3 separate regions of the Homo sapiens genome follow, and all the other regions are linked to region 2. A link is a loop called in an ENCODE intact Hi-C map of the cell type or tissue named here. Cell type or tissue: psoas muscle. All regions are shown on one strand. Links, peaks and the distances in the headings refer to the core of each region. The heading gives the core; the rest is flanking DNA. Region 1 holds the start of ARX (aristaless related homeobox). Region 2 has its middle 130 kb from the start of ARX. Region 3 overlaps POLA1 (DNA polymerase alpha 1, catalytic subunit).

Region 1 (10,084 bases), core at 642-8,641, 130 kb before region 2:
GAGAAGGATCCCTACCCGGGCCGGCGCCCCAGGTGGTGAATAAGCTGGGGCCGAGGGTCCAGTCATCACACAGGCACATGTTTCCCAGAAAAACAAGTGGGAGGTGGAGCGTGACCAGGTCGAACACCCGGCTTGGACACTGATCCAAAGAGAAAATTCCCCCAACTGCTTTGTCTACTCCCTGCCAGGCTTCCAGCAATCATTGTCCACCCGGTAAACCCGTTTACATTAAACGCACGGTGGGTTTAATATGTGTGTCGGGAGAGGACAGAGAGTAGAAGGGGAGATTCTGGCTGGGGCCCCTCAGGTGTTCAGACACCAAACACTGCCCAGTTCTGACTTCCTTTGGTTATTTCAGGAGTCCTGAAACGACAGAACTCGGATCTTTTTAAAGGCCTTCTCCGCTGGCACGGGCTCCAGCTTCACTGCGAACTGCGTAACTGATACCCACCAGGCCCCTGGGGCACCAGGCGGGGGTGGCGAGCGCACAGCACAGCGACCAAAAATAGCCCCTGCTTTGCTCTGTCTGCGGACAGCGCTTCCTGAGCCTCGCCGGGGACCTAGCCGGGACCGCAGCTCCGGAGGCCTTGTGTCTGTGCCCTCTGCTGTGCGCGCGTCTCCAAGGTGGCGCTTTCGGGCGCTCTTTGGAGAGGCTGTTTCTTTTCCTCTCTCTAACTAAAACTTGTAATTTGAAAACATTAAACTGCAACGACCTTGGGAAGAAGATAAACCATTCCAGCCTAAACTTAAAGCCCGAACCGGGGTGGGGGTCGGGGGAGTGGGTAGTTTGGGTGAGCAAGGGTGGGTGTGTTGGGAGGGCGCTCTTCCACAGAGTCCAGGAGCCAAGCGTCCGCCCCGAGGCCGGGGCCCCTGCCAGCCCGCTGTCCCTCCCTGGGGCCCGCGTGCGCTCTCTGCCGCTGCGACCGCGACCACCCTACGCGCATACCTGGTGAAGACGTCCGGGTAGTGCGTCTTCTGGAAGGCCCGCTCCAGTTCCTCCAGCTGGTAGCTGGTGAACGTGGTGCGGTAGCGCCTCTGTTTGCGTTTCAGCAGCCCCTCCTCCGAGTCGCTGCCCGCAGAGAGGCACACGCTGTCCTCGCCGTCCTTGCCCTCAGCGTCTTCCGGGTGCAGCAGCAGCTCCTCCTTGGGTGACAGCTCCCCGCCCTCTGTGGCCACTGCAGCGGCAGCTGCTGCGGCCACGGCGCCAGTGGCGGCCACAGGACAGCGCCGGGGCTCCTTGAGCAGCGCGCGGGCGTCGTCCTCCAGCAGCTCCTCCTCGTCGTCCTCCAGCAGTTCCTCTTCCTCGTCCTCATCTTCTTCGTCCTCCAGCAGCTCCTCCTCGTCGTCCTCGGTGCCGGTGCCACCACCCGCAGCCGGGGCGCTGCCCGGGCCGCCGGCCACGCCGAGGCGCTCCTCCGGGTGCGTGACGCCCCCCGGGCCGCCCAGCTCGTCCAGCGCGGGCGGCGGCGGCACGAAGGGCGCCCCGTTCTCGCGGTACGACTTGCTGCGGCTGATGCTCACCTGCGGCGCCTGGCTGATCTTGAGCGTGTCCCAGGCCGCGGCGGCCGCGGCCGCGGCTGCCGCGGCGGCCCCTGCGCCGTCCGGCCGTTCCCCGGGCCGCGCGGTTGGCGGTGGCGGCGGAGGGGCCTCCCCGCGTGGACCCGCCGTGGCCGTGGCGGCCGCTGCCGCCGCCGCCGCCGCCGCCGCCGCCGCCGCTGCCGCACCCTGAAGGAGGCGGCCCCCGCCCGGGCCGTACAGGCGCCGCAGCTTGGGCGGCAGGTGCAGCTCGGCCTCGAACGGGGCGCTGCTGCTCTTAGGGGAGCCTGCGGGCAAGGGAGAGCTATCAGCCAGCCGGCCGGCCGGGGAGTCCCAGCCAGGGCTGCTGCCGGGGCCCGCCCGCAGTTGCTCCCCCAGTGCCTAGGCCCAGGCGTGCGGGGACCGCGCACCACCAGACTTCGACGCCTTGGCCTCTTTCTCCACTTTTCTTGCTTTTTCTTTTTCTTTCTTTCTCTCCTTCTCCCTTTCTCTGGGTTCCTTCTTTTTTCCCCTTTCCTCTCCCTTCTTTCCGTTCCCTCTCTCACTCTCCCCCTTTTATTTCCTATCTTCCTTCCCTTATCTATTCCTCTTGCCCCTCTCTCCCTTCCTTTTCTCTCCTTACCTTTTTTCTTTTTCTTTCTCCCCCTCCCTTCTTTTCCTCACCTCTCTTTCTCCTTCTCTCCCCCTTTCTTTCTCTTTTTGCAGGCTTTCTCTCCCCTCTCTCCTTCTTTCTTCTTTATTCCTTTCTCTTTCCCCTTTCCTACTCTCTCATTTTTATTTCCCTTCCCACGTCGGGGCAGAGGAAAATCCGAAAACATTCTACAACTTTAAAAGAAAATCACCACTATCCTGAAAACTTTGCGCATGACCTCTGCCCGCTGCTCCACCATGAGGGCAAGGGTTGGCAAGAGGGGTGCAGCCCTGAAGGCGACCGCTGCGGGGCGGGGTGGGGGAAAGCGGCCCTGTGGCCCCAAGTGCAGGCCGCGCCCCAACAGCCCACAGCGGGAGAGGGTGGGGGGGCTTCTTGCACAAAAAGGCAAAGAAAAATCATCCTGGCAAAAATGTTCTGGGAAAGGTCTGGGGCAGAGAGGGAGTGGGAGTGCAGCAGGCGCAGGCCGCTCCTTCCTTTTGAGGAAGCGCCTGGCATAGGTGCCACTGCAGGCTAAAAAAAGAAAAGAAAAAAGTCAGTTTTATTTAAATGCCCCCTTCTCAACCGTCTGCTCCTGCCATCCAAATTGCGCTATGGCCGGACCGCTGGTTTTTGGATTTTAAAAGAAACCAACAGTTCTTTCCTTTCCCTGCGACACCTCTGCAGCAAGCTCGAGGCGAAACTTGAGGATAACAGGTTCGGGGTAAAAGGACATTTGTTCTGGAATTTTTAATTTCAGAAAAAAATAAAATATTTTAAACAGCTCGTCTATTTTAAAAAATAAAATAGCAGAGAAAAAATTAGCATCCAGAAGTCACACATTTCATACATTTTAAATACATTAAGGAGCATTTGGAGAATCCCAGGAAGATGTTTTCTGCAAAGCTTGGGTTTAAAAGGTCACAAGTAATCTGCAATTAAAAAAATAAAACCAAAACATTGCATATACAGAAATCTTCCAAAGAGGAAAGGCCAAGGCTCACTCAGCCTGGAGACCCCGATTCACCAGCTTTTGGGCTTCTTGTCTTCATCAAGTTGGTGCTACAAGGGTCCACCGGCCATCTACTGTTTCTGACCTGTCGCCGCTCTTCAGAGCACACCCAAGGCCACCAAAAGGGGCATTTAAACAACCTAACGATCAACACCGAAAAGCTAAAGGCTCCCTAAGCGAAAACGGGCCTTTTTCTGGAAGCAGGGAGGGAGGGAGGGAGAGACAGCCCTGGCTAGATGTTTAACGCTCTTTGAGGCAGCAGGCCTCAGAGTTATGCCCTCTCCTTCCTTCCTCTCCAAATTGACAATTCCAGGCCACTGGCCCCCGAACACCAAACATCCAAATCAGGGCCCAATGCCCTTAGTAAGTGCCTGACGGGAGCATCCTTACCTTGCACGGCCTTTTCCGGGTCGGCGCGGCTGGTCAGCGGAGCAGGCAAGCTCTGCGCGGCTCCCAGCAACCGCATTTTGCACGGGCTCCTCCGGCCCAGGATGCTGTCGATGCAGTAGGAGGAGAGCAAAGTTGGAGATTTACTTTTGCACTCGGGCCTCTCGGAGCAGCCCTCCTCCTGGTACTGATTGCTCATGGCTGGGGCTTTTTCCCAGGGCGCAGAGAGCGGATCGCCGGCTGCCTCTCCCGGAGGGTGGGATGGATGGGTGTGTGTTGGGGGTGGGGTTAGATAGCGGGTTATAACGGATATTATTGCGATCTTTGTGCCTTTCTGCCTCCCTTGGTTGCCGGCTGCCGGCTCCCGCCCTGCCCGCGGCCCGAGCTCGCCCTCTCCGCGCTCAGGACAAGCGGTAACAAGTGTAGTGAGCAGCGGGCGCTGAGCTCTGGAGTCTCTCTCCTCCACGTGCTGAGAGGCGCCCTCTGATTGGCTCTCGCCAGAGGCCGGGCTGCGTCGGCCTGTGGGCGCGGCGCAAAGCCCGGACTGGATTCCAGAGGGGCAGGCGGGGGTGGGGGCAGCGGGCACGCACCAGAGCCAATTTTCCTTTTCTTTCTTTCTTTTTTTAAGTTACCAATTTTCTAAGTCCGCTATCCTCTTCCTGCAGCTCCTCCTTTGACCCTTTAGTGTTGGCCGAAGTTCTAGCTTATTGGGATGCCAGGCCTGTGAATGCCATCTGGGTGGCGTGCGCCCCTTCCACCAACCCGAGGACCTCGCTCCCTGGAGGCGAGGCCTCGAGGCTCACGTTCAGACTCACTCGGCACTTTTCAAAGCCGATATTGGGCTCCCAGGACACCGCCTTGACCTCCCTGGCGCTCAATTGCCGTCCTCTCTAGGCCGGACGGGCGTCGGGGGGCCAGGGTGACCGCCCCAAGCAAACATCTGCCGTCTGGGAGTTCGCTTTTCTCTTGCGGCCCAAGGCATTGCGCTGTCTATCTTCACCCTGAGCCCGACTGTGTCTCTCTTGTTTGTAGCGTCCCCCAACCGCTCTCCTCTCCGTTTTAAACTCTGGAATGGGAAAAAGCCTCCTTACAGACAAAGCTCTGCCATAGGCGCGCGGCCTTCCCTAGAGCATTTACTGGGTGGGAAGGGACAGGCGAGTATCAGCAGCGAGGAGGGGCGACTGGGGACGAGTCTGGGGGCCTCCTCTTTCTCCCTGGACTCTCTTCCCTCTTTCCCCCACAAATTCGTATCTGTTAGGCCTTCACCCTGAGGCTGTTCACCTTCCAATCGCAGCTAGGGAGCAGAACCCTCAGGGATCCCTGACCTCTCCAGGGTGGAAGGAACCCAAATTCGGCTGCAGCCAAATCTAAGCGTCTAAAATTCTGAATTCTCATGACCTGGCTCCCTTGAGCAAAGGTGAGAGAGTGAACCTTAGAGAGAGCGCCTTTCTTCCCAAACAGTTTCCAGCGCCGAGAACTAAAACCCAACTCCAACTGATGTTGGGTCGAGCCTGGGCCAGCACGGACGCCTTCCCTGCCTGGGTGCAGGTTCCCAGGGATTTCCAGGGGCCCCAACGCTGGCAGAATTGGGGCGAAGGTGGTGGGTGAGAGAGGGGCCAGGGAGGGGGAATCCACGCCGGGTTTTCCTCTCTCAACTCCCTTCAATGTGTCAAAGAGAAAAGCATTTTACAAAGGATTATACTTGAATCACTTACAGTCAGTATTTAAAAATACAAGGATGCATAACTGGGATTTTTTTTTTTCAGCCATAAACATCTGCATAACTCTTGGATGCTGGTGGGTGGGTAGCAGACAGATCGGGCTGCCTCCGCAGGAAACTTCAAGACAAAACTGGGGGGAGGGGATGAAGGGTTGGGAACAGGCACATTAATAATGCGAATACTAATACTGATACTACTACTACTATTAAAGACAGGACAAAAAGAATTCCTCTGTCCCTCTCTCTCTCTCTCTCTGGCTTTTAGCTTAATTCTCATCCGTTTTTTTCTGCACTTGGATGATAGGGCGGGCTGTGGTGGGGAGCGGAGGAGAACCCGAGCCATCGCTGACATTTGATTTTCCTTTAAGCCCTCTCTGCGATTCAAAGTCACCTGGGATCTCTCCTTGCCTTTCCCGCATTCTTCCTTTTCCATCCCCACCAAGAGTTCGGTGTTTTTACACCGTCCGGTTCAGCTTTAAACTAACATTCTGCGCGCTGATTTCCTCCCACATTCCCTCCCCCGGCCCCGAAAGCCCATTCCAGGCGCGCGGGTCTCATCGCAGCCAAGAGGAGTAAAGACACTTCGGTTTCCTCCTAGCCTCCAGCCGCGGACCCTCGCGGGCGTCCCTGCGGCTTGGTGGTTGGGAGAGACGGAGGCACTTTTCCCTCCCCGGCGGGCCCCGCGTTGGAAATCCACAAGACCCGGCTGCCGGGTGGCTCAGTGACTTCAGAGTCGGCTCCGCACACGCAGGGAGTGGGCTGAAAATGAGTCCAAGAAAGATCGTGTTAAACAAAAACACAAATGCACAAATCATTTCTGAGAGCCCAACGGAGTTTCAGCTCTCTGGGTGGAAGACTTCTTTGCCTCCATCCCCCCTCCTCCCCCTTGTGCAGCTGTTCTTCTTTTAAAAGAAGTCGGACTTTCTGCTGGGGTGTATTCTAATTTTAATCATCCACTGTAAAAGGGGAGGTTAACAAAGAATTTCTGATTCTGACTTAATGATCCCTGGAATTAGATCTAATTCTATTAATGGAATATAAAGTGTTTTCGGGGGAGACCTGTGTGAAAACACTAGTTTTATTTGTTCTGTTATTTTATTTATTTTTGTTATTTTCTAATCAATCTTCCCAAGTGAGGATGCTATTGGGAAACACGTCCATTCACCTCGGGGAGAAGGGCCTGACCTAGCTCACTCTACACCCAGTGGCCCTGAGACCACCTTTGTCACAATCCAATACCCAACTTCAAAAATCTACAATTAACTTTTGCTATTTCTAAGAGATTAAATTTAAAAAATTACAGAAAACTTTTCTAAGGTGCTGGGTAGAGAGACATAAGACTGTGCTGTGGTCTCCACAATGCCTAATCAGGATATGGGATTATATATATATATATATATATATAAAATATGTTATTCTATATATCATTTTAGAAACAAAATTATGCGTCTAATATCTAGGAAGAGGGTAACTGATGTGTTGAGTGGGCAGACTTTTAAGAATTGGGCTATAGGATTACGTATGAAAGAACTTACAGTTTAGCCCAATTTAATTTTACTTTGCCAGGAAAACGACACTTCACTTTCTTTTTGCCTCACTTTTACTCACTAATCAAAAGTAATTGCATTTTAGTGATAATATCATTCTTGTTTGTACTTTGTTATTCACAAGTCCTGGCTCCTCTAATCTTTGGGGTCTGTAGCTGTTGGTTTGCTTTTCCTGGTCTGCTTGGAAAACAATGGTTTGCAGTTTATCTGCTTTTAAAATCAATCACTAAATAAAAATGACAATAATGGCTGGAAGTGAAGGTCACATGTGTTTAGAACTGTTGTTTATGGTGAAAAATGGGGCTTGTTCCTAGAACTGGAAATAATAATTTACCTAGAAGAGGAGAGTGGAAGGAGAAACCCCTTTCTTTTCTGAGAGCTAATTCTACATTATAGTTTTAAAATTACATTTGCAAGAAATGTGGAATAAGGGGGGGTGGCAGTTAGATGTCATTATCCAGAAAAAAAAAATGTTTGGAAGAGAGTTAACCTCACATACTTTTCATTTGAGATGTTTTAATTTATTGTGCAATATACACATAGATAAATCAAGCTGTGATGGGCTTCCAGTTGCACCGGACGGCTCAGGTCCCCTTAAATTACGATCAGCCTCTTCAAAACATATATTTAAACAATAGAAATAAACTTCATTGGAATCTAGCGACCAATTTGGAAGCCACTGGAAGAGAAGACAATAAGACCTGATTACACGCAAGGATTCTCTGTGATGTGATATCCCTTTTGCCAAGTCATTTTGCTGTTTTATTTATTTAATTTCTTTTTTTTTTTTAAACAAACTTTCATTCATTTATGGTCTTCCGCAACCTGCTAATTTAACACTGGAGCGCGTTATTGCAGTGTTAGGAGGAGAGAAAGAGAGAGAGAAAACAACAATACTGCAATGATCCAAATGATACAGTAGAATTATAGCAATTATAGTTCTACTTGTGGAAGAAAACCTTGCTGAGATCAGGCAAACAAACTGAAGCCTTGTGAGGATAACAAGCGTCGGGATTGACAGCCGGTGCTGGGAAGAGCCGGAGGGCACAAACAGAAATATTTGCTTCCCCCCACCCCCCCTTAACTCCAACCAGTCAAGGTTAACCTCCTCAAACGCTGCTTTCAGAGTCTTATCCACTTCAGGGTATGCATTTTATGCACAAATCGAGGTGTCTCCTCCTGGAAGTCTGGTAATAGGAGGAAGTGTAACATAATCCGCTTGCCTAGAACTTGCCCCTCGCCTTCTTGGCCTCCTGCGTGCTCTCCACTTCCTACCCTGCCTCAGTTCTCCCCACGGCTGTTGGGATCTCTCTGTGGACGGTGTTTATTTGTTGATGTATTTTCAAAGAAACAGCCCGTGGAAAGGTCCAAAGGGACTGATAGAACTTGGATTTCCTGGGAAGACTCTGTCGCGTTTGCTAATCCTTCCCTCTTCGCCGTGTCCTCCTCCTAAGCCGTGGGTTCCACAGTTAGGGCTTGGCTGGGAGAGGTTTGTTGGGAAGCAGCTTTTTTGGAAGCCTCCCGAGGACCACGGCCGAGCCCTCAAGGTATGGACGCGTGAGTGTGATGGCTATGTTAGGACAACTCCCCTTATTTGCAAACTTCCTCACTTTCTGTTGCCCGTCAGCAGCCGGGGGAGGGGGTGGGGGAGCAAGAACTAGAGAGGAAAGAGACCCCCTCACCGCCACCACCATCAGCCATCCGGGCGGCAGCCGAGGCTTTTTCAAGCTTTGCTCCAAGCATAAAGCTGGACGAGATGGTCGCAGCCTCCTGTCTGCTCTCAGAAGAGGGGGTGTGTGTCCCCTCCCACGGGCGAGAAGCAGGTGGTTGGGCTCTGAGCTCTCACGGAGTTCCTTGGCGGGAGTTCCCCATCTCCTGCCGCACCCATCCCTCCAGGTTTCCAGACCTGAGAGAGAGGGAAACTTTACTGTGCCCTGTAATCACCACCATCTGCTTTCTCCTCTCCTCCGCCGGACGGCGGGACCCCGCCTGCGGCCAGGGTCGAGGCGTCCCCGGTGCAGCGTTGACTCAGTAGCTGCTGCTCCGGGCGACCCTGGACGGGGTGGAGGGTGGGGACGGGTGGGCACAGATTGGAGCTAGAGTAAGATGCAGCGGGCTACCCAACGCGTGTGTCAATTCCCAGGCCGCGCGGACCGGAGCTGGGCTGTCGGCGTCCGCACCCCCAGCCTCCCCACCTCAGCCCCCTTTTCGGGCTCGGCTCAGCGCCACGGCCAGAGCGCGCCCCCTAGCGGGGGCTCCGAGTGGGCCGGGCTCTCCTGCCGCAACCTCTGGGGACTGAAGTTGGCAGAGCCCAGTGATCCGGCAGGAATGAATGGGGGAAAAAAACAAAAGCCTTGGAAACATTTCCAAGTGTTCAATAAAAGACCCATCTGTACCTTTCTTCTCCAGCGCGTTCGTGGTTAATGTCCCCCCATGCGCGCGAGAAGGGAGATAATTGCTGGGTGGATTCTTGTCGGCGAACCTCGGGAAACGCTGGACTGAGAAGTGAAATAATTGGGGGTGGGGCCAAGGCAAGCGTGCCGAGGATGCGACACCAGTCAGGAAGTCTGAATCTGCAGTCTCTGGGGTGTTCATGGAGGCCTGGCGGCCTGAGCCCTTAGATTCCTCAGTGCCTGGTGTTGGTGGTGGTGGTGGAGGATCGTCCGAAGGCAGCTACTCTGAGATTTCTCTGATTTGACATCGGCCTCTGTGGTACCTTCATATCACTCATGGTCCCCTCCTATCTTCTGATTTGAGAATACCCCACTCTGTGATTCTAAGTTCCCTGAGCTCAGATTTTGGGGCTCCCATCTTCTGAAGCTAGGAGTGTCCACTTTTTGACTAGATGATCCCCTACCTCCCGTCTCTGGGATTTCTCCATCTTCTGACTTGATGGACTTCTGGGCCACCACCCTGCTCCATCTCCCCCCAGGCATCCTCCTCTCCCACTCCTTTCACTTCTCCTGCAACATTTGCCTCTGGAAATCCTCAAATCCCAGCTTCCACTACTTCCACTACTCATACATTACCTACTCCCTCTTGGTCTGGCCAGAAATTGAGAAAAGAGAAATGCAGGGTTCTTGTCCAACCCTCTTTGACTTGTTCAACCTGGAAATAACTGAATTTTCTTGAAGCCCTTACAACCTCTGGTTTAAAAAAAAAAAGTTAAAGACGAAGCTTTTACAAATGTAAAAAATTCCCAGTTCAAATCGATCCATAACTTACTTCTTTTGCACCGAGTGTGTCAATCTGAA
Region 2 (10,084 bases), core at 647-8,646:
TATTACTAGGAAATATATCCTATGTTAAAAGAATACAGGATATGTTCTAGAATCAAATGGAAATTTTAGAATGAAATAATCAAATAATCAGAATAAAAAACTCATCAGAATGGAGAGGACACAGGAGAAGATTAGTGAACTTGAAAACAGAACTATAGGAATTAATCTGAACAACAAAGAGAAAATAGACTGGAAACTGAGTGATTCAGAGATGTGTGGACTGTAACAAAAACGCTCAGAAAGAGAGAAGAAAGAGGGTGGGACTGAAAAAGTATTCAAAGAAGCAATGGCTGAAAAATCTCCCAATTTGGCAAAAGACATAAACCTACAGATTAAAGATCTTGTGAGAATTCCAAACTTGATAGATCTAAATAAATCCATACCAAGACACATCATAATCCAACTTCAGAAAAGTAAAGACCAAGAAAATATCTTGAAAACAGCCAGAGAGAAATGATGGGATTTCTCATCAGAAATCATGGAGGCTAGAAAGAAATGGCACATTTTTCAAGTACCAAAAAGAAAAGAATTGCCAGCCAATTCTATACTCAGTGAAATGATCCTTCAGAAATGAAAAGGAAATACAGATATTCTCAGACTAAAAAAAAAAAACTTAAATAATTTACCAGACCTACCCTTAAAAAAATGGCTAAAGGAAGTTCTTGAAACAGAAAGGGAATGAAAGAATGTTAAAATACCATGAAGGAAGAAAGAACAAAGGAACAAACCGAAATATGGGCACATACAATAGGCTTCTTTTCTCCTCTTGAGTTTTCTAAATTATATTTGACAGTTGGAGCAAAAGATATATAACAGTTTTTGGATATGGTTCTTAATATATGTACAGGAAATATTTAAGATAATTATATTATAAATGGGTATAGTAAAGGGTCTTAAAGGGAGGTAAGGTCTCTACATTTCACTTGAACTAGTAAAATGTCAATACCAATGGATGGATAAGTTATGAATGTATAACGTAATACCTAAAGCAACCACCACAAATTTACCTATGCAACAACTTTCATGGACCCCAAGGGCATTATGCTAAGTGAAAAGAGCCAATCTTAAAAGGTCACATACTAGCTGATTCTATTTATATAACATTCTCAAAATGACACACTGAAATTGATGAAGAGCAAATTAGTGGCTGGCAAGGGTTAGAGATGGTGGGGTGGGTAGATACGACTCTAAAGGGGTAGCATGATGGAGATCTTTGTGGTGATGGAACAGTTCTGTATCTTGATTGCAGTAGTGGTTACATGATTCTACACATGTGATAAAATGGCATAGAACTATACATACATGTTTGATGAATGTCTGTTTCCTGGTTTTAATATTATATAAGATGTAACTATTGGGACAAACTGAGTATAGGGGACATGGTATAGATCTTTCTACTATCTTTGCAGCTTCCTATAACTCTATGATTATTTCAAGATAAAAAATGTTAAAAAGAGAAAACTACATTTCTTTGGTGAAAATGTTTTTATTTTAATTTACATTTTATAACTACTTTTTCAAAATGGGATATTATTTTAGTTTTTTCCATTATTGTGAAATTTAACTGTCACGTAGAAATCTTGGATGACATTAGCAAATCAAAACAGGAATTTTCTTTCCTGAATATTACTTTACCATTTGAGTCACCATGGTTTTGAGATGGGAGCTATTGGTGTCGGTATTTATAGGGAAGGATAATGTGACTGCCCCATTCCCATTTTACTCAATCACAAGCAGGACTGCTCAGTAGGAATGCTAAAAGCATTCAAATCTCTCATTATGCCTCCCTTACCCAATGACCTAGTTTTATGAGTTGGTTGGCTGCTGTCAGAGGTACATTGGTGGCTGTGGAATGGAATTCTCCCTACACAAGGTTAAGTAGCCTATGTGATTCTCTTTGTAACCTTGACTAACTGAACTTAGATTAACTGCAAGTTTTCTCTTGTGACTGTCATGCGTTTCCCTAATTAATCACATTTTCCGGAAGCTCTATCTGTACAACTAACTAGACTAGATCTCTCTGCAGACATGGGAATAGAAATTACTCTGGGAATCTTGATTGTGTTACTGATTTGCATAGCGTTAATGATTTGTATGTTAATGCGATGGAGAGGCCGGGGACTGCATATGAGTAGAACCTGTTTCCTGTTTCCACTTCTGGAGCCATGCAGGGTCAACTTTACCCTTCTTTTTGAGTTTCTCTTCAGTTGCTTTTTGTTTGTGCTTTATATTTTATGGCTGGAATTTAATTTTAACTAAATTTATTTAGAATTTATTTGAAAAATTATTTTGAGCTCTCTGCTGCTGTAGCAGGTACTTTTACATACGCCATCTTATTACTCCAAACAGCAATCCTTAATTTTAACTAAAAATTTGGTATTTCAGTATTCCACTATGTTGGCATTATGTTTAAATGCCAAATTAAAAATTAAAAATTTGATGAGTACTGTCAAATGCATTCTATATGACACACACGACACTTAGATTTGTTTGATACAATAGAATTATTAAATATCCCCTAAGAGATTTAGTATCATTTCAGTGCATACAATGAAGGAAATTCAGGGACCATAGTCAAGAAGCTCATCTGTTGAAAAGAACTATACAAGATAGAGTAACCTGACATAGAATATTTTCATCCTACCATTTACTTACTTTTATTCCCGTACTGTTTATCTTTGAGGAAGTTTCTATTTCAAGTATTATTACAGATGTAGGAATAAAGGTGAGATGAATGATATTATATTCCAAGGTCTATGTAGTAGTTAAATGATAATGAAAACCACAGTTCATCATGGTAAAGCAAACACACTTGGAAATGTATTATTGTTATTATTATCATTATGACAGTGTTGAGAGGGGCTCAATTAATCAATCAAGGGTGTAGCCATCTGATAGAAAGATGGGTTTTGTAATAAGAGGTTTACTGTTGGGTGGCAGATGTGGCAGACAGCCCAGACAACAAGCTTGGAATGGTGAACTACACACATTCCACTGGCAACATTTATGGCACCGGAAGTGGTATCCATATGCACATATCTACTCAGAGGATCAGAAAAGGGGGAAAAAAAACTAAGAGCACATGTGTGAACATGATTATAAAGCAGTGGACTCCCAAATTATGAGCCAGCTTTCAAAATGCACCCATTGTATGAAATCCAGTTTTGTCTTCTTACAGGTAACATGTACTGCTTGTATCATAATACATGTAATTGTAATAGTATAACCATAGATGTGTTTTTATTCAGTAAATCAGCTCTTATGTAGTATGGTGGGTAGACTCCAAGATGTCCCTCAGTTGTCTCTGCTTCCTCATATCCATCCCCTTTTAAAATTCCCTCACCTTAAGTATGGGCTAGACTTATTGACTTGCTTATAATGAATAGAATATGGGATTATATTCTATCCCATAGAAGTGATGGGATGCCACTTCTGGTATTAGGTTATAAAAATACTATGGCTTCCATCTCAGGGTGCTCTCTCTTGGACTCTTCATTCTTTGTAGGGTGTATTAATCTGCTTGGGCTGCCAAAACAAAATACCATAGACTGAGTGGCTTAAACAACAATGTATTTTCTCATAGTTCTGGAGGCTAGAAATGCCAGATCAAGGTGCAGGCCAGTTTGGTTCCTGGTGAGAGCACTCTTCTTGGCTTGTGGGTGGCCGCCATCTCTCTGTGTGTTCGCATGATCTCATGATCTCTTTTTTGTTTGCACACTGGGAGACTTGGAGTTGGGGGTGGTGGGAGAGAGAGAGAGAAAGGAGAGGAGAGTGCTGGCACTTTGGTGTCTTTTTTTATAAGGACATTAATCCTATCAGATCAGGGTCCCACCCGTATGATGTCATTTAACTGTAATTACTTCCTTAGAGGCCCCATCTCCAAATAAAGCCACACTGGGAGTTAGAGCTTCAGTATATGAATTTTGAGGGAACATAAATGTGCAGTCCATAGCATGGGAGGCAGCCCTGTGGAGAGGCCCACGTTAGTGAGCTTGGAAGTGGATTTTCTACGGCCTGCCACCAGCCATATGAGTGATCTTTGAAGTGGATTCTCCGTCAGTTGGGTCTTGAGATACCTACAACCCTGGCCAACATTTTGATTGCAACCTCATGAAAGACTTAATCAATACCACCTAGCTAAGCTGCTCTTGAATTGATCCTGGTTGATCACAGAAACTAGGAAATAATAAATGTTGTTTTCAGCTGCTAAGCATGGTATAATTTGTTATGCAACAATAGATAACTAAAACATTTAATATTTGACTCCTCAATTCCTTTATCAGAAACTTTAGAAGTAGGATATATCACTAAGAGAGTCTGATTATCAGCAAGAAATGGAAGAATAGGGCATGTGAAAAGAGACTAACAACCGTCCCTTTATTTATCATCTTCTTTCCAGAAATGATTCGTATAATCTGTGAATATCCTGATGGATGTAATGATTTTACCTAGCTCAGGGAATTATGCATTTTATGGGAGCTACCTATAGGACTTTTGATTCTGCACATGCATTCTGAATAGAATATATGGAAATTCCTTGTTACTACGGGATTTCATGGATGCAACTGTCATTGAGTAAAATGTTTAGAACTATCTGCACATGGTCGACAGGGATGGAAGTTTGATAGACAGCAGGAGGTGGAAGTTGGCAAATGAATCATTTACAATTACGGTCCTGCCCAGCAACCCTCAAATTTCCTGAGTGCCCATGGTAAGGATCCATTTGCCTCCAGCCTCTTAAGGCTGTGGAGTACCCCCGGTCCATTGGCATGCTGGAGTAGTTACATTCGTAGCCAATTAGCAGGGTGGCACACACTCCGCCAAGAAGCCCCAGTCTCTATAGACCCGGTATAGAGAGTGAAATTAGCTGAGACAAATACCTGTTAATCCCCCGTTCTTGGCCGGCATGGAGCGCCTACTGTGCAGTGCTAATAGTTCTGGGAAATCCCAATTCCCAGTGTCAAGAGTTGAACAGACTAAGTCTGTTAAATGAAGAAATTTACAGCGCATTAGCTTTGATCAAGAAATGCTAGGTGCAAGTCTCTTAAACAAATGAAGGCTACTTGGGAATACAGGTCACTCTTTCTGGGAAGCTGTTTTTGAAGGACTTGATCTTCCTTCTTTCCCATGCCAGAGCCAGGGATAGAAAAGTGGCAGTTTGAGTGGCTGGACCTGGGGGAAGTAGAAAATAGTCTTATTTAGACAGGAGGGGACAGCTGAGTGACTCTACCGGAGTTTTGTCCAAGGGAGCTTGGATATGGTTTTCAAAAATGGGAAATTTGTGATAAAAATCGCAGGAGACCTTACAGCTTCCAGCGAAGGCTGGTTTATACTTATATGTGTAAGTTGCGCCCTCTGCTGGCTGGATCAAGCCATGTTCCCGTCCTCCCCCTTTCCTGGGAAAAACGTTTTGTATTTTCCCATCTAAATTATGTTTTCAGTTGCATTCTATCAGCCCGTTGCTGTCTATGCAAAGAATGAGGCAAGCAGAATTTAAATCGTGGCTTGTACCATTATGCCTGTCACTCAAAGCTCTGCATAGCGGTTCTCAGAGAAGGGCGAAGGATGGTTCTCAGAGAAGGGCGAAGGATTCGGGAGTTCTTGGGGACATACTATAAATTTTCAGATTCTGATTCCTTGGCTAAGTTTGCAGACATCCAGGTTCGTTTTTTTTTGTGTGGCATATCTTTTAATGTGACCATTGTTCCGCTGTGGAAGGCAGAAAAATCTTTCCTTAGTACCAGGAAATGCTTTTAATTCAGACAAGCTTTTATTTCTTGGTTGCGTCAAGTCTAAGGGAGTTTGGCGATTGCCCTCAAGCTTGGGATAAAGGCAATGGAAAGAGGATGAATAGAATCACAGCGAGACAGGAGGAGGGTGGGCTGATGAGACCAGTGAAGGGAAGAACTGATGATCTTACGCTCGAGTGTCAGTAGCCTTGTGTCTAGGAGGAAAGATGATTTACATTTTGACATGTCAGTGAAAGGAAACCCAAAAGAAGTGGTGCAACTAACAATTTGTTAAGAGCTTCTCAGGGGTAAAGCACTATTCAATTTTTTTTCCAAAAAAGGAAGAAAGAAGTATCCATTCCAGGGAAGGCAGGGGAGAAAATACAGCCCTGTCCCCTGAGATGAGGTAAGCCTGCCATGAGGAGTGGAGGTGGTAGATGGTGCTGTAGAATTTCATTTCTGGAAAGGCATATTCAAAATGTAGCCTAGGATGTTTGTGAAAATGAACCTATATCATCTTAATCCCTCTAGACATTGACAGGCATCATTTAACTCTCTCCCTCTACCCGCTGCACAGGGGTTGGCATTGTTTGGCGTGGTTGGCAGCACTAAACCCTATGACAAAAAACACAGGTGCTTTTATAAACTGGGATTAAGTCATATTTAGCAGAGACGTACAGCTGAGCTGTTTGGATAACCCTCTCCCTCCTCCAGTCGGCTTTAGTTGATGAAAGCATTCCCTAATACCTGCAGTCACTGTATGCTCATTTTGTTGATCCCAATTCATAAAAATAAAATCTACAGCAAAGAAGTTTCTATTGATGTCAGGCCCTGGAAAACTCTCTTTCAGGCTGAGACCACGCATACGGGATGTTAAGCCCTTACAACAATGGATTCCAGCTACTCATGTTTACCAAGAGCTAGGGATCAGGACCTATGCTGGTATTCTATAATAAAATATTATAGTGATTACACGGGGACAGTCCACGGGCATGTTTAATCTGTAACGTGTATGCAATATAATATTGCTGAAACCTTTTAGGTGGCTCTAAGCCCTGAGTAATAAAAAAAAAATCAAGCATTTTGCTTGCCATTGTGATTTTATAATATTGTATTTTGGCAGTTTTTCTTACACATGCTATATATTTGGGTTAATGATGATATGATAATCTGATCTTTATAATTTGAGTTTTCTTTTGTATACCAAAGTGTTTATGAATAATTCACCATGGTAATGGTTCGAAGCATGTGTTGCAGCGTCAAACAGGCTTGGATTTGATTTTAATAAATGTGTGATCCGAGATAAGTTATTTTGTTTTTGGACTTTAGTTTCTTTGGTTATAAAATGGGGATAATTATAGTACCTACTCATGGAGGATTTAGTTAAATTATGCATAAAAAGTTTAGTCTAGTTCTTGGCCTATGTAACTTCTAAAAATGTTAGCCGTGTAACTGGTACATCAAATAGATAAGACTTGGGATGAGATCAGAAAGCATAATTTTTTTTGGTTGCCCATTGTCCCTTTACATTTTGTTTTGTGGAGAAAGTTCTGTAGCCACTGGATAAAAATTTGGTTAAGCCCCAAGATTCCCTGGCTACTCATAGGACAAAGACAGTTCTGAGATGACTTTAATTTGCAAATCCAGACTCAATTCAGTTAAAATTGTTGGGTCCCAGATATTCCAAATGTGAATTAGAGTTAAATGTCTCTGTTTTCCTGCTTCTCTTTCCCTAGCTTGCTGTCCAAGTTTCCTGACCACTTTGGACTTGGCGCAGGGGAAGAGAGGAAGGGAAAGACGAGCAAAAGCGTTCCTATTTGCTGACCCTGTTTCAGGGTGGCTTTGTGATCTCTGGTCAAATGTTTAAAGATGATTGTCTCACAGCATCATTTTTGTGGGTTATGCAGGGACCCTCGACTGGGCCCCCTTTTGATTTGGGCATTGCCCCCATCCTCTCTCCATCTTTGCTCTGATGACACACCCCACAGCTTCTTCATTCTGGAGGCTCCATCCACAGTCAGCAGGCTGCCTTCATAGGCGGGGTTGACATCTGATCCCTGGGATTTATACACCTTTGAACTGTTACTGGAGGGCAGTGTAGTTACTTGCTAGATGCAGCCCTTTAATCTAATGTCTCCATTTACATTGCCTTTCTAAAGTGTGAGTCAACCAGCGGTTCACTGTATGCCATTTGCTGTTGAACACGTATTAAGCTTTCCAAGCCATGCCTTGGAGCCCATCTCACCTGACTTAAGGATAGAAGGGAGTGCCCCCATCCCATCTCATCCCCTTGGAAAACACAATGGTGAGACTCAGAATTCAGTCCTTTCCAAAAGGTAAAAATTTATTCTTCTTATGAATTATCTTAATTTCCAACACTCTCCTTTTATATCCTTGGCATGGATGAAATATGTAACTGGTACTTATTCTCCTACTATGAAATTTCCTCATGGTAGTCTATTTTACAAGTCATTTTGGTATCTGATGTCCAAGTGTCTCATTCAAAACTCCCAATGAAACATCCTCTTATAGCTGTTATCTATGTGAAAGATGTTTGATTTGCTTTATGCTTTTCTCTCATCTAGTTCCCATTGTGACCAAGTGGTAAAAACATGAGCTCTTTCTGAGAAACTTAATCATCTAAGTAGTTTTCCGAAGTGCTATTTTTTGGCCAGTTATTTTGATATTAGCCACAGAGAAAATGAGGCCTAAGGAAAATGTATTGATTTGCTATATTTTTAAGGTGGATTTCAAGGAGTTTTTATAACATTTGAATGTTTCAGAAATATGGAAGTATGCAAAATTGTCTGAAAGGTTGTTCATTGCAGTGTTGTTTGTAATGATGAAAAATGAAGACAATGTAAATGTCTAAATCTAGGTTAGGGTATTGGCTAAATTGAACAATGGAATACTAAGCTATTATTAAAGTGATATTGTAGAGGAATGTTTAATGACCTGGAAAGATGTTCATAACCCACTGTACATAAAAAAATGAAAAACAAAAAATAAAAAGGCATGTGCTGTATTTTCTTGTTTTGGTAAAAATATGCATATCTATACATAGAAAAAACACCACAGTGATATCCATGAAAATGTAAATGGTGCTGTTATATAAACTTTTCTTTATGTATATATTTTTAATATTTATTTTTAGTTTTAGTTTTTCTGGGTACATAGTAGGTACATATACTTATGGGGTACATAAGATGTTTTGATACAGGCATGCAATGTGAAATAAGCACATCATGAGGAATGGGGTATCCGCCCCTCAAGCATTTATCCATCGAGTTGCAAACAATCCAATTACACTCTTTAAGTTACTTAAAAACATACAGTTATTATTGACTGTAGTCACCCTGCTGTGCTATCAAATAGTAGGGTCTTATTCATTCTTACTATTTTTTTTGTACTCATTAACCATCCTCACCTACCCCCCAGGCCGCCACTGCCCTTCCTAGTCTCTGGCAAGCATCCTTCTACTCTATATGTCCATGACTTCAATTGTTTTGATTTTTAGATTCCACAAATAAGTGAGAACTTGCAATGTTTGTCTTTCTGTGCCTGGCTTATTTCATTTAACATAGTGCCCTCCAGTTCCGTCTATGTTGCTGCAAATGACTGGATCTCATTCTTTTTTATGGCTGAATAGTACTCCATTGTGTATATGTACCACATTTTCTTTATCTATTTTTTCACCTGTTGATGGACACTTAGTGCTGCAATAAACATGGGAGTGCAGATATCTCTTCAATGTACTGATTTCTTCTCTTTTGGGTATATACCCAGCAGTGGGATTGCTGGATCATATGGTAGCCCAATTTTTAGTTTTTTTGAGGAACTTCCAAACAGTTCTCTATAGTGGTTGTACTAATGTATATTGCTACCAACAGTGTACAAGGGTTCCCTTTTCTCCACATCCTTGCCAGCATTTGTTATTGCCTATCTTTTGGATATAAGTCATTTTATTTTATTTTAAGTTCTGGGATACGTGTGCAGGATGTGCAGGTTTGTTACCTAGGGAAACATGTGCCATGATGGTTTGCTGCACCTATCAAACCATCACGTAGGTATTCAGCTCGGCATGCATTAGCTATTTATCTTCATGCTCTCCCTCCCCTTGCTCCCCGCAACAGGCCCCAGAGTGTGTTGTTCCCCTCCTTATGTCCATGTGTTCTCATTGTTCAGCTCCCACTTATAAGTGATAACATGCAGTGTTTGGTTTTTCTTCCTGTGTTAGTTTGCTGTGGATAATGGCTTCCAGCTCCATCCATATCCCTGCAAAGGACATGATCTCGTTCCTTTTATGGGGATATAAGCCATTTTAACTGAGGTGAGATGATATCTCATTGTAGTTT
Region 3 (10,084 bases), core at 223-8,222, 390 kb before region 2:
ATTCTTTTTTATTCAGGGATATTGAGGGTTTCCCTTTTTATTGGAGATCTAGAAAGACATCTAATGTAATGCTTAACCATCTGTAAATGTTGTTGTTTGTCTTTTGTTCTGTGTGGCCTGCAGTATGACATTCGACAGAAGGCTTTGAAGCTCACAGCGAACAGTATGTATGGTTGCCTGGGATTTTCCTATAGCAGATTTTACGCCAAACCACTGGCTGCCTTGGTGACATACAAAGGAAGGGAGGTAAATGGCGTAATAACATTCACATCTCTAGATATGAGAGTATTTTTAACTATACATGTTATAGTGTGGGAGAGTCAAGTTTATTACCTAGTTGTACAGCATCAAATACAGTACCCCTCTCTTTGGATGACAGGTTTGAGACAAATAGGCATTTAAATAAGGTTTCATTAATTCGTGTGTGTGTGTATTTATTATTGAACATCTACTGCATGCCAGGCATTGTTCTAGGTTCTCAGGATAGAGTGTCAAGCAAGACCTAAACGATCCCTGTTATGAGGCTTACATTCTACCCAGAATGGGAGGGGTTTGGGGTTGGGGACGACATGGGTTGGGAATGTGGGGTGGTGAGAGGGTGGTTTGGGAAAACAGACTTTAAATAAGTAAATAAACATGTATAAGAAATAACAGAAAATATGATAGAAGTAAATGCTCTGTAGATAATTAAAACAGGATGGTGGGCTAGAGAATGTTTGGATGGCTGGTTTAGATTGGTCAGGGAAGGCTTCTTTGAGGAGGTGACATGAATGAGAATGACTTAAGAGAGTTTTTTTTTGCTGATGGATTAGCTTGGAGTGTGAGTGAAAGGTAGAAATCAGGAGGATAACTAGTAGAGCCTTTTACTAAGATGGAGGAAACTGGGAAAGAAGGATTAAGAATTCTGTCATGGATGTGTTGCCTTTGGCATGAGTAATAGAATTCCAGACATAATAAGGAGGCCATTGGATGTATAGATCCAGAATTCCAGGAATACATCAAGACAGGAGTTATGGATTGAGAGTTATTGGCTTTAATAAGATGGGCCAGATACCAAATAGAATTTAGGTACATCACTTTATGGACACTGTAAGCTTCAACTGTTTTAGTACTATGTGCATGGGTTTTTCTTAATTTGTAAAAGAATAGTTACGCTGAATATTAAATTCCATTTAACTCCCTGTCTGTGGGTTTAAGACTATTTAGCCTTAAAGGAGGTAGGTAGTGGTCATGGGAAAAATGCTTATATTGGGGGGTCTGTACTCTGAATGCTCTAGAGCAGTGGTTGGCAAATGATGGCCATCGGGGCAAATGCAGCCTGCCATCTATTTTTGTAAATAATGTTCTATTGGAACAGAGCTAAACTCATTTATTTATGTATCATCTGTGGCTGCTTTTGTATTACGAGAGCAGAGCTGAGTAGAAAAGATGGAGGCTCACATGGCCCGCAAAGCCTGATATATTTACTCTCTGGTCTTTTTTAGAAAAAAAGTTTGCTGACCTCTGCTTTAGAGTTTAGATCAACTCTGTCCAGTAGAACTTTATGATGATGAAAACGTTCTCCATCTGCACTATCCAGTGCTGTAGTCTCTAGCCACAAGTGGCCAGTGAGCACTTGGTATCTGGCTGGTGCCAACTAGCTGAGGAACTGGATTTTTAGATTGCTTTAATTATAATTAAAATGAATTTAAACTTAAATAGACAAATGTAGCTAGTGGCTACTGTGTTGGACAGTGCAGATCTAGCTGGTATATGAAATAAACGTCAGGATGTTCAGAATCACTCTTCTGTTGGCAGCCGTATCTCAAAGATTTGTCTTAGGGCACAGTGAGGAAGGGCAAAACATGTATTGAACGCCAGTGATGTGATAGAAGCTTTCCTATGCATTATTTCACTGAAATTACACAAGAATCCTTTGAAATAGATAATAACGTTTTCATTTTTTAGATGAGGAAGTTAAAACTCAAGGAGATAAAGTATAACAAGTGGTTATTTTGAATGTAAATCCTTTTAGTACAGTAGGGTTGTCTCTTCCATCTCAAGATGTCATTTATGACTCTGGTTCTGCTTTATATTCGACCTCTTATTACAGGAAGATCATGATTTTTGGTACCCATCTCAAGACACAGGTCTCTTTTTACATGAGAAAGATATAGGTGTTTTAGGGGCTAGTTGAAGTGAGGGAAGGGAAGGATGCTTTCAGTTTCTTAAGCTAAGTTTACTTTAAAATTATTTAAATTTTATTTCTTTACAAGTATCCAGTGGCTTCTGATGGAATACCATCTTATTTTTGTATTAGAAAATGCACTCACTATGCCCCAACTGGGTGATAATACATGGGTTGACTATTGAGATTGGATCAAGGTTACTCTTAAGTTTCTCACGAGAGGCAATAGTTGACAATTTACTCCCTTGGAGAGTGCCTCTTGCTGCTGGGAAATCCCTGTTGTTACATTTTCCACATTGGCTCAGAAATCCACAAGCTTAAAAGGGCACTGTTGATAATGATAAGCCCCAAATTTGTCCAATGATCTCCCCCACTCTCCTAATCCATTGGATTTTAAGGGCAATGGTTTTCTTTAGCTGGATTTTTAATAGCGAGTTTAAACACAATTTTAATTTTTCTGTTATATAAAATATAACAATAACAAATCTTTAATAAATGAACTATAAAAAACCCTGTTCTCTCCACTAAAAAACAAAGGATTTCAGACGAATCTAGAACTACTTGTTTGTGATTTAAATTCTTGGTATCTGCTTTCCTCTTTTCTCTTTACCCTTTGCTGTTTCCCTCAAATAAGGATAAATAAAACTCTGGAAAGTAGGCCTTTAAAGTAATATGAGGCTACTGAGAAATAATAATTACGCAGTTTCTCCCAGGAAATCTTATTCTAGAAGAAGATCCAAAGTCACTTACAAATATTATTTCCTAATATAAAAATGATTTTTAAAGTATTGGTGATAATTGTTAGCACTGGTGGATGGAAGTAGTCTATGTGATATCTTTCTTTGGGTTAGCGTCTCTTAATTATTAAAGAGGTAGGAGGAGTGAAGTGAAAATGAGAGCCAGTGTGCTGAGATTTTGGAATACCTTTGTAACTTATTAAACTAGTATTTTTTGTGACAAGATACGAGTGGGCAGAATAATATAGTAACCTGCAGATCTTACAAATTCTTTGCTTTTAAAGTCCTTGTGGGATAAATTAGATTAAGTTTCAAGTGGAAATTAATGAGAAGGAAACCTGGTAGCATGCCATTGCAAAAGATTATAAAATTTTGCATTTGGATGTGGATTAATACACAGCCTAGGGAGGCCTTGAAGCCCCCTTTTCCTTTTTATTTTTAAGTCTATTTTGTGTTTGCTCAGTTTTCCTGGAATCGTGCACGTTTGGCTCTAGCGACCTAATAATTTCTGTAATCAAATGTATTATGGCTGCTAGAATACTCAGAGTAATTACTAATTGTACTTTTTAAAACAGGTTTATAATAAAAGTGCTAGTAGTTGTGTCAAATGGGCATCAATATTGTCTTTTCACAGGTGTGATCTTTCACGCTTAAACTCTTCCATGATTTTGAATTGCTTTGTGGTAGAGGAATGAGCTAATGGGTAAGGAATTGTATGAGGGATCTCACAGTGTGTACGTTATTTAAAAGTAATGAAGTCAGTGTTTCAGAGTACTCTGTGGATCTATAGAAATACCATCTGTATTTGTGTTTGTTCTCAATGTGTGTGTAGAGAGGCATAAAAAAGAAATTGGGCAAGCCTATGGCACTGAGTGGACATATATTTTTAAACCATGAAGAAAAGGGGTATCAGTTGTCAAATGTCTGATGTGGTAATTGAAGTGATTGTTCACTAGATGGCGATAGACACCCTGAGATCATTAATCAATTAAGGATTTTATTCTGTGAACAATAGTGAAGGCAATTTAATGAGTTAAATCTGTCCACATTTTAGACTTTTATTAATTTTGGAACTATTAAAGAAAAGCTAAAACTGGCCCAAAGGATTGTAATACTCTAGTGTTTAAAATAATTATGATTTTTTAATCATTAGTTATATTGATAGGAACAGTAATTTATCATAGCAAGTTAATTCTTCTATCGAGTAGCTAAATTCTGATTTCTGGCCATGGAGACACGATACATGACTCCCTCAGTCACAGTATCAGAAGCTAATCTAAAGGGAATTGGAAATGATTTTGATATATGATTTTGCCTTTTTGAATTTGTTTTTTTATTGCGAAATTTTTTATTTTATTTTATTTTATTTATTTATTTTTGAGATGGAATCTCTCTCTGTTGCCCAGGCTGGAGTGCAGTGGTGCCATCTCGGCTCACTGCAAGCTCCGCCTCCCGGGTTCACGCCATTCTACTCTCCCTCAGCCTCCCGAGTAGCTGGGACTACACTACAGGCGCCCACCACCATGCCCAGCTAATTTTTTGTATTTTTAGTAGAGACGGGGTTTCACTGTGTTAGCCAGGATGGTCTCGATCTCCTGACCTCCGGATCCACCTGCCTCGGCCTCCCAAAGTGCTGGGATTACAGGCATGAGCCACCACGCCAGGCCTATTTTATTTTATTTTATTTTATTTTATTTTATTTTATTTTATTTTATTTTAAGAAACAGGGTCTCACTTTCTTGCCCAGGCTGGAGAGCAGTGGTGTGATCATAGTTCACTGCAGCATTGAATTCCTGGACTCAGACAATCTTCTCCCCTCAGCCTCCCTAGTAGCTAGGACTACAGGCATATGCCACCATCCTTGGCAAATTTATTTTTATTTTTTGTAGAGATGGAGTCTTGGTGTATTGCCCAGGCTGGTCTCCAACTCCTAGCCTCGAGGGATCCTCTCACCTTGGCCTCCCAAAGCTGTAGGATTATAGATAGGAGCCACTGTGCCTGGCTTTATTGGGGAATTTAAAACTGACTATGTACTTATAAGTATACTCATTGCATAACTTTAGTTTAACGGGAATATTTGTCTTGATGGAATAATTAGTACTTACTGACATTGGTATTATTTTATTTCTCTACTCTCTTATTTCTGTGTCCTTGAGAAAGCCATTTTTGGTCTGGATTTTTTATTGCATTTTAAAATGTATGCTCTGATGTTTAGGTATAGAGTCCATGCATTTTCATTTTCCTACCTGATAGGCTGAAATAAGCTTTGCCAGCCTGCTTGCCAGTTGGTCGTAGACTGCCTGGCTTTTAGTTGTGTTGGAGCTGGAATTTGTGCACATTAAAAGTGTATCCAAATCATTAATGCAAACATTACAATCTTGGCAAGCCTTTCTGGGATTTTCTTGGTGATGTGGTAGCACCTATCAGGATCCCTTGGGAAATGGCACTAGGACAGAGGGCTCTAGCCTTTGTTGATGTTGGTGATGAAAGAGAATGAGTGACTATGAAGAATTTTACAATTAAATATTAAGAGAAGTCTTTCATCTTTACCTGTAAATAACCAAAAATTTCACTTTTGCAATCTTTTTCTTTCTTTCTTTCTTTTTTTTTTTGTGGGGGGCAGGGGGGCAGAGTTTCACTCTTGTTGCCTAGGCTGGAGTGCAATGGCGTGATCTCGGCTCACCACAACCTCCACCTCCCGGGTTCAAGCGATTCTCCTGCCTCAGCCTCCCAAGTAGCTGGGATTACAGGCACGTGCCACCACACTCGGCTAATTTTGTATTTTTAATAGAGACGGGGTTTCTCCGTGGTCAGGCTGGTCTTGAACTCCTGACCTCAGGTGATCCGCCCACTTCGGCCTCCCAAAGTGCTGGGACTACAGGCATGAGCCACCGCACCCCGCTGTGATCTCTTAATAGCCTAGTTTTTCTTTAAAAAAGTAAAAGCAATAAAATATTATAGAGACAACTAAAGACCATTTCCTCCCCATCCTCTCTCATTTCTTTTTCTTTTTCGGAGGTAACTTGCCCAGAGTTGGTTTTGTCATTCTTGCCCATGGGTTGTTCTTTTTTGCTTCTGCAACGTGTATATACATGTGGTGTGTTAAAAGTTTTTACCATGTATGTGTCATGCTATACATATTCTTTTGCAGTTTGGAAAAGCAGGAGAAAAACTCTACTCTGTATGCCACATTTTAAGTATATTCATCTTGATACATTTTTAGATTTGATTCATTCATGTTAACTATTGTATAATATTTCGATGAATATAGCACAGTGTATTTTTTAATTCTGCCATCATCCATATCTTTAGGTTTCCAAGTTTTCATTTGTCTTAATTATTTGCTGTTACAAACAGTACTGAAGTAGACAATACCACCTTTGTGAGAGTTTCTCTGGTATATTTCTAGGAGTGGAATTTGTACAACATCCACAGCAGTATATGAGGCTTTATTGATAAGAGCAGCCATTTAATTTATCACAGCAAGCTCATTTTTAAAAATCAAGTAGCTAAATTCATATGTCTGGCTGGAGCCACAATACGTAACTCCCTCAGTCACAGTGTCAGAGGCTAATCTTAAGAGAATTGGAAAGGATTTTGATATACAATTTTGCTTCTTTGAATTTTTGTTTAGTTCTCTGTTGAGGCATTTTAAACTTACTATATATATACTTAGACTTGTTGCATAATCCTTGATATTCCACATCCTTGCAGCACTTATTATCTGAGTTTTTATTTTTTGGTCAGTCTCATGGGTATGAAAGGGTATCTCATTGTGATTTTAATTTACATTTTAAAATTATTAGTTAAGTTGGGCATCTTTTCATGTGTTTATTAACTCTTCCATTTTCTTGTCTGAATAGAACATAGATGTTCTATTTTGTTGGATTGTATGTCTCTTAGTATTCTTAGGTATTCAAAAGCCAATCCTTGTTTTGTCATTTGTGCTGCAGAGATCTCTTTCAGTCTGTGGCTTGTCCTTTTACTTTATTTGTAGTCTTTCATTATGCAGAAGTTTCTAATTTTAATGCCAGATATTTAATTTTTTCCTCCTTACACTATGTGGGTTTTTTTCCCACAAGAAAGCTTTCCCTCCTCTAGTGACGTAGACATTCTCCCCTGTTTTCTTCTAAAAGTTGCAAGGTTTGGATTTTCTTATTTAGGTCTTTAATCCTTCTAGAAATTATTTTTAGGAATGATACAAGTTAGGAATCTAATTGTACTTGTTTGCTTCCTTGTAGAGTTATTGAACGTTCCTGTATTGTTCCTGTATTCCAGGGGTTGGCAGACTTTGACCCATGGGCTAACTCAACTCAAAACTGCCTTTTTTTGTAAATTAAGTTTGATTGGGACACAGCCCTACCCATTTGTTTATGGCTGCATTTGTGCTACAACAGCAGAGTTGAGTAGTTGCCAGAGATACTGAGTGAACTCCAAAGCCTAAAATATGTCCTATCTGGCTCTTTACAGAAAAAGCTTGCAAACCCATGGTCTAAAAGATAGTCATGAAAGAGTAGCTCATATTTCCAACAGTAGCAGATATAGTCAGTGAAAATAGAGGAAATTACACTAAAGGTTGTAAGAAGGAAGGAAAACAATCTTTTGGACATGTAAAAAATACAAAGTTTGGGCCGGGCGCGGTGGCTCACACCTGTAATCCTAGCGCTTTGGGAGGCTGAGGCGGGTGGATCACCTGAGGTCAGGAGTTCAAGATCAGCCTGGCCAACATGGTGAAACCCCGTCTCTGCTAAAAATACAAAAAATTAGCCGGGCGTGGTGGCAGGTGCCTGTAATCCTAGCTACTCAGGAGGCTGAGGCAGGAGAACTGCTTGAACCCGGGAGGCAGAGGTTGCACTGAGCCGAGACCGCATCACTGCACACCAGTCTGGGCAACAGAGTGAGACTCCATCTCAAAAAAAAAAAAAATTGAAATTTTACTGATTCTTAGATTGTCATATGAGAACTTCCCTCAACCCAAGTAGAGTAAAGGGGAGGTCTGTGAATCCTCTGAAGTTGTATGTAATATTTTGTGTGTCTGTGCATATGTGTACTTTTTTGGAGGAGAGGATGCATAGCATTTAAGAGACTCAAAGGGGACCATGATGTGAAAAATGATAAAGAACGCTGGTTCTTATGTTTCATTTCTGGCCTCTTATGTAACTTGAGGGGAAACTTTAGCCTTAAAAATGTATACTTTTGTCACCTAAAACATGGCAGTGCGAAGAATTTTCTTGCCAAACCAGACCCATTTAAACTGTGTGGGTGGTAGGAGGGATGAGTTCTAATTCTGTCTCCAGAATTTTTATAGCCACCATTAAGACTACTTTTAACTTCAGCTGACCTACTAACATTTTGATTTTTTTTAATATGAGAATTTCTTTTAAGGCTAATATGAAGGTTTAATGTATTTTGGCAGACATATTTTATGTTAAAAAAAAGCAATATCCTTTGTTAGTGATCATGAATTACCTATCACTTTCAAAGTTGCTTACATTATAAAATTTGAAGCCAGATAATTTTTAAATTTCGTTTCTATTGTCATATTTCAGGGATGTTTGGATTCTAAATTCCCGGCAGTTCTTCAGAACTGATAACACATACTATTCAGCTTTATTAATTCACATTCTACTCATTTAGAATTTGTGGTAATTCAGATGGAATGAGTTGAAATTCTTCTTAGTACACATTAATAGTTATTTCAGAGCCTAGGTTCTTTTCATATACCATTAAAAATACAGGTTGAGTGTCCCTAATCTAAAAATCTGAAATGCTCCAAAATCTGAAACTTTTTTTTTTTTTTTTTTTTTGAGACAGAGTCTTGCTCTGTTGCCCAGGCTGGAGTGCAGTGGTGCGATCTCGGCTCACTGCAGGCTCCACCTCCTGGGTTCACGCCATTCTCCTGCCTCAGCCTCCCGAGTAGCTGGGACTACAGGCGCCCGCCACCATGCCCGGCTAATGTTTTGTATTGTTAGTAGAGACGGGGTTTCACTGTGTTAGCCGGGATGGTCTCGAGCTCCTGACCTTGTGATCTGCCTGCCTCAGCCTCCCAAAGTGCTGGGATTACAGGCATGAGCCACCGCGCCCAGCCCAAACTCTGAAACTTTAAGTGCCGCCATGATACTCAAAGGAAATGCTCATGGAGCATTTTGTATTTCAGATTTTTGAATTAGGGATGCTCATCCAGTATAATGTAAATATTCCAAAATTCCAAATTCAAACACTCTGGTTCCAAGCATTTCGGATACTCAGCCTGTACTGTAGAAACAACTATCTACATTTAAGTAAGTGGCATTTTATCTGCAGATCGTTTATATTGATGAACTTGTACTAAGGAACCATCTGTTTGCTTGTCCATTTGTCTACATTCTTTCAAAAATTGATGAAAGTAATGTTGGTACTTTCAAATAAAGGTGAAAAAAGGAAGCTGTAATTTGGAAACACCCCATGGAAGCCCAGTCCAGATTATAACTTAGACTTTCAGTAATTTGAGAGAAATGCGATGATAAAAATTCAAGTATATAGAATAATTTATGCTTATATATGCTTGCATTATAATAAACAATATATACTTATATGAAAAATATATGGTAAGCATATAATATATATGTTATATATAATCTATTATAACAGTGTTGCATTTATAGAGATTAAATAAGTGGGTTACACTTAGGCTTGATTTTAATTACTCTATATGCTTGAAAATACTGAGTATTTCTTTCAAAATGGCTAAGATGTTAGACTTGAGACAAATTCAGAATAACCTTATTCTTCTTTCTTAATAGTTGGAAACTAGCATATCTCTAAGATGCATGGATATTGGCCTCTGTGTGCCTTTTAGGTTTTTGGACATTGAAAGGTACAGGTTTAGGAGGACACAAGCCAGTTGATGTAAGAGACAGCTGGGAAGAGAAAGACTAGGTCAAATCTTGCCTGGGGTCTGTGAGTGTAAGAGAAGAAAGCTACATCAAGGAGGCCATTTAGCCATCTTTTGTTTATCCCCTTTGCATTTGCTGAAGTTTTTTGTTTTTTGTTTTTTTGTTTTTTTGTTTTTGAGACGGAGTCTCGCACTGTCTCGCTGGAGTGCAGCATCGTGATCTTGGCTCACTGCAAGCTCCGCCTCCCGGGTTCACACCATTCTTCTGCCTCAGCCTCCCGAGTAGCTGGGACTACAGGCACCCGC

What was found. A loop is a pair of places that touch in the nucleus more often than their neighbours do. Peaks named below come from ENCODE experiments on the same cell type or tissue, not always from the same donor. Only the 100,000 strongest peaks of a DNase experiment are listed, where the experiment ranks them.
Region 1: it touches region 2 in a loop (4-fold over the local background); 12 of 110 quality-filtered maps call a loop at or near these places.
Region 3: a loop joins it to region 2, with 8 times the contacts of the local background. A loop is called at or near these places in 53 of 110 quality-filtered maps.

What each region holds. Positions count from the first base shown.
Region 1 is chrX:25,011,976-25,022,059 of GRCh38, forward strand. It overlaps ARX (aristaless related homeobox), which reads right to left and starts at 3,990. Exons shown (of 5, transcript NM_139058.3): 1 at 3,567-3,990; 2 at 947-1,823. The coding sequence starts at 3,762. RefSeq lists an enhancer at 8,617-9,195. In psoas muscle, for the core only: no CTCF peak of the experiment used is centred there; DNase peaks (open chromatin) are centred at 1,066, 4,036 and 5,946; H3K4me3 peaks cover 5,150 bases; H3K27ac peaks cover 2,753 bases; H3K27me3 peaks cover 7,505 bases.
Region 2 is chrX:25,138,878-25,148,961 of GRCh38, forward strand. No RefSeq gene overlaps it. Among named protein-coding and RNA genes, the nearest start is that of ARX, 130 kb to the left of the region's middle. In psoas muscle, for the core only: a CTCF peak has its summit at 5,375 (motif pointing left); a DNase peak (open chromatin) is centred at 5,354; H3K4me3 peaks cover 862 bases.
Region 3 is chrX:24,748,747-24,758,830 of GRCh38, forward strand. It overlaps POLA1 (DNA polymerase alpha 1, catalytic subunit), which reads left to right. Exons shown (of 37, transcript NM_001330360.2): 26 at 124-246. Among named protein-coding and RNA genes, the nearest start is that of POLA1, 60 kb to the left of the region's middle. In psoas muscle, for the core only: a CTCF peak has its summit at 3,864 (motif pointing right); no DNase peak of the experiment used is centred there; H3K27ac peaks cover 546 bases.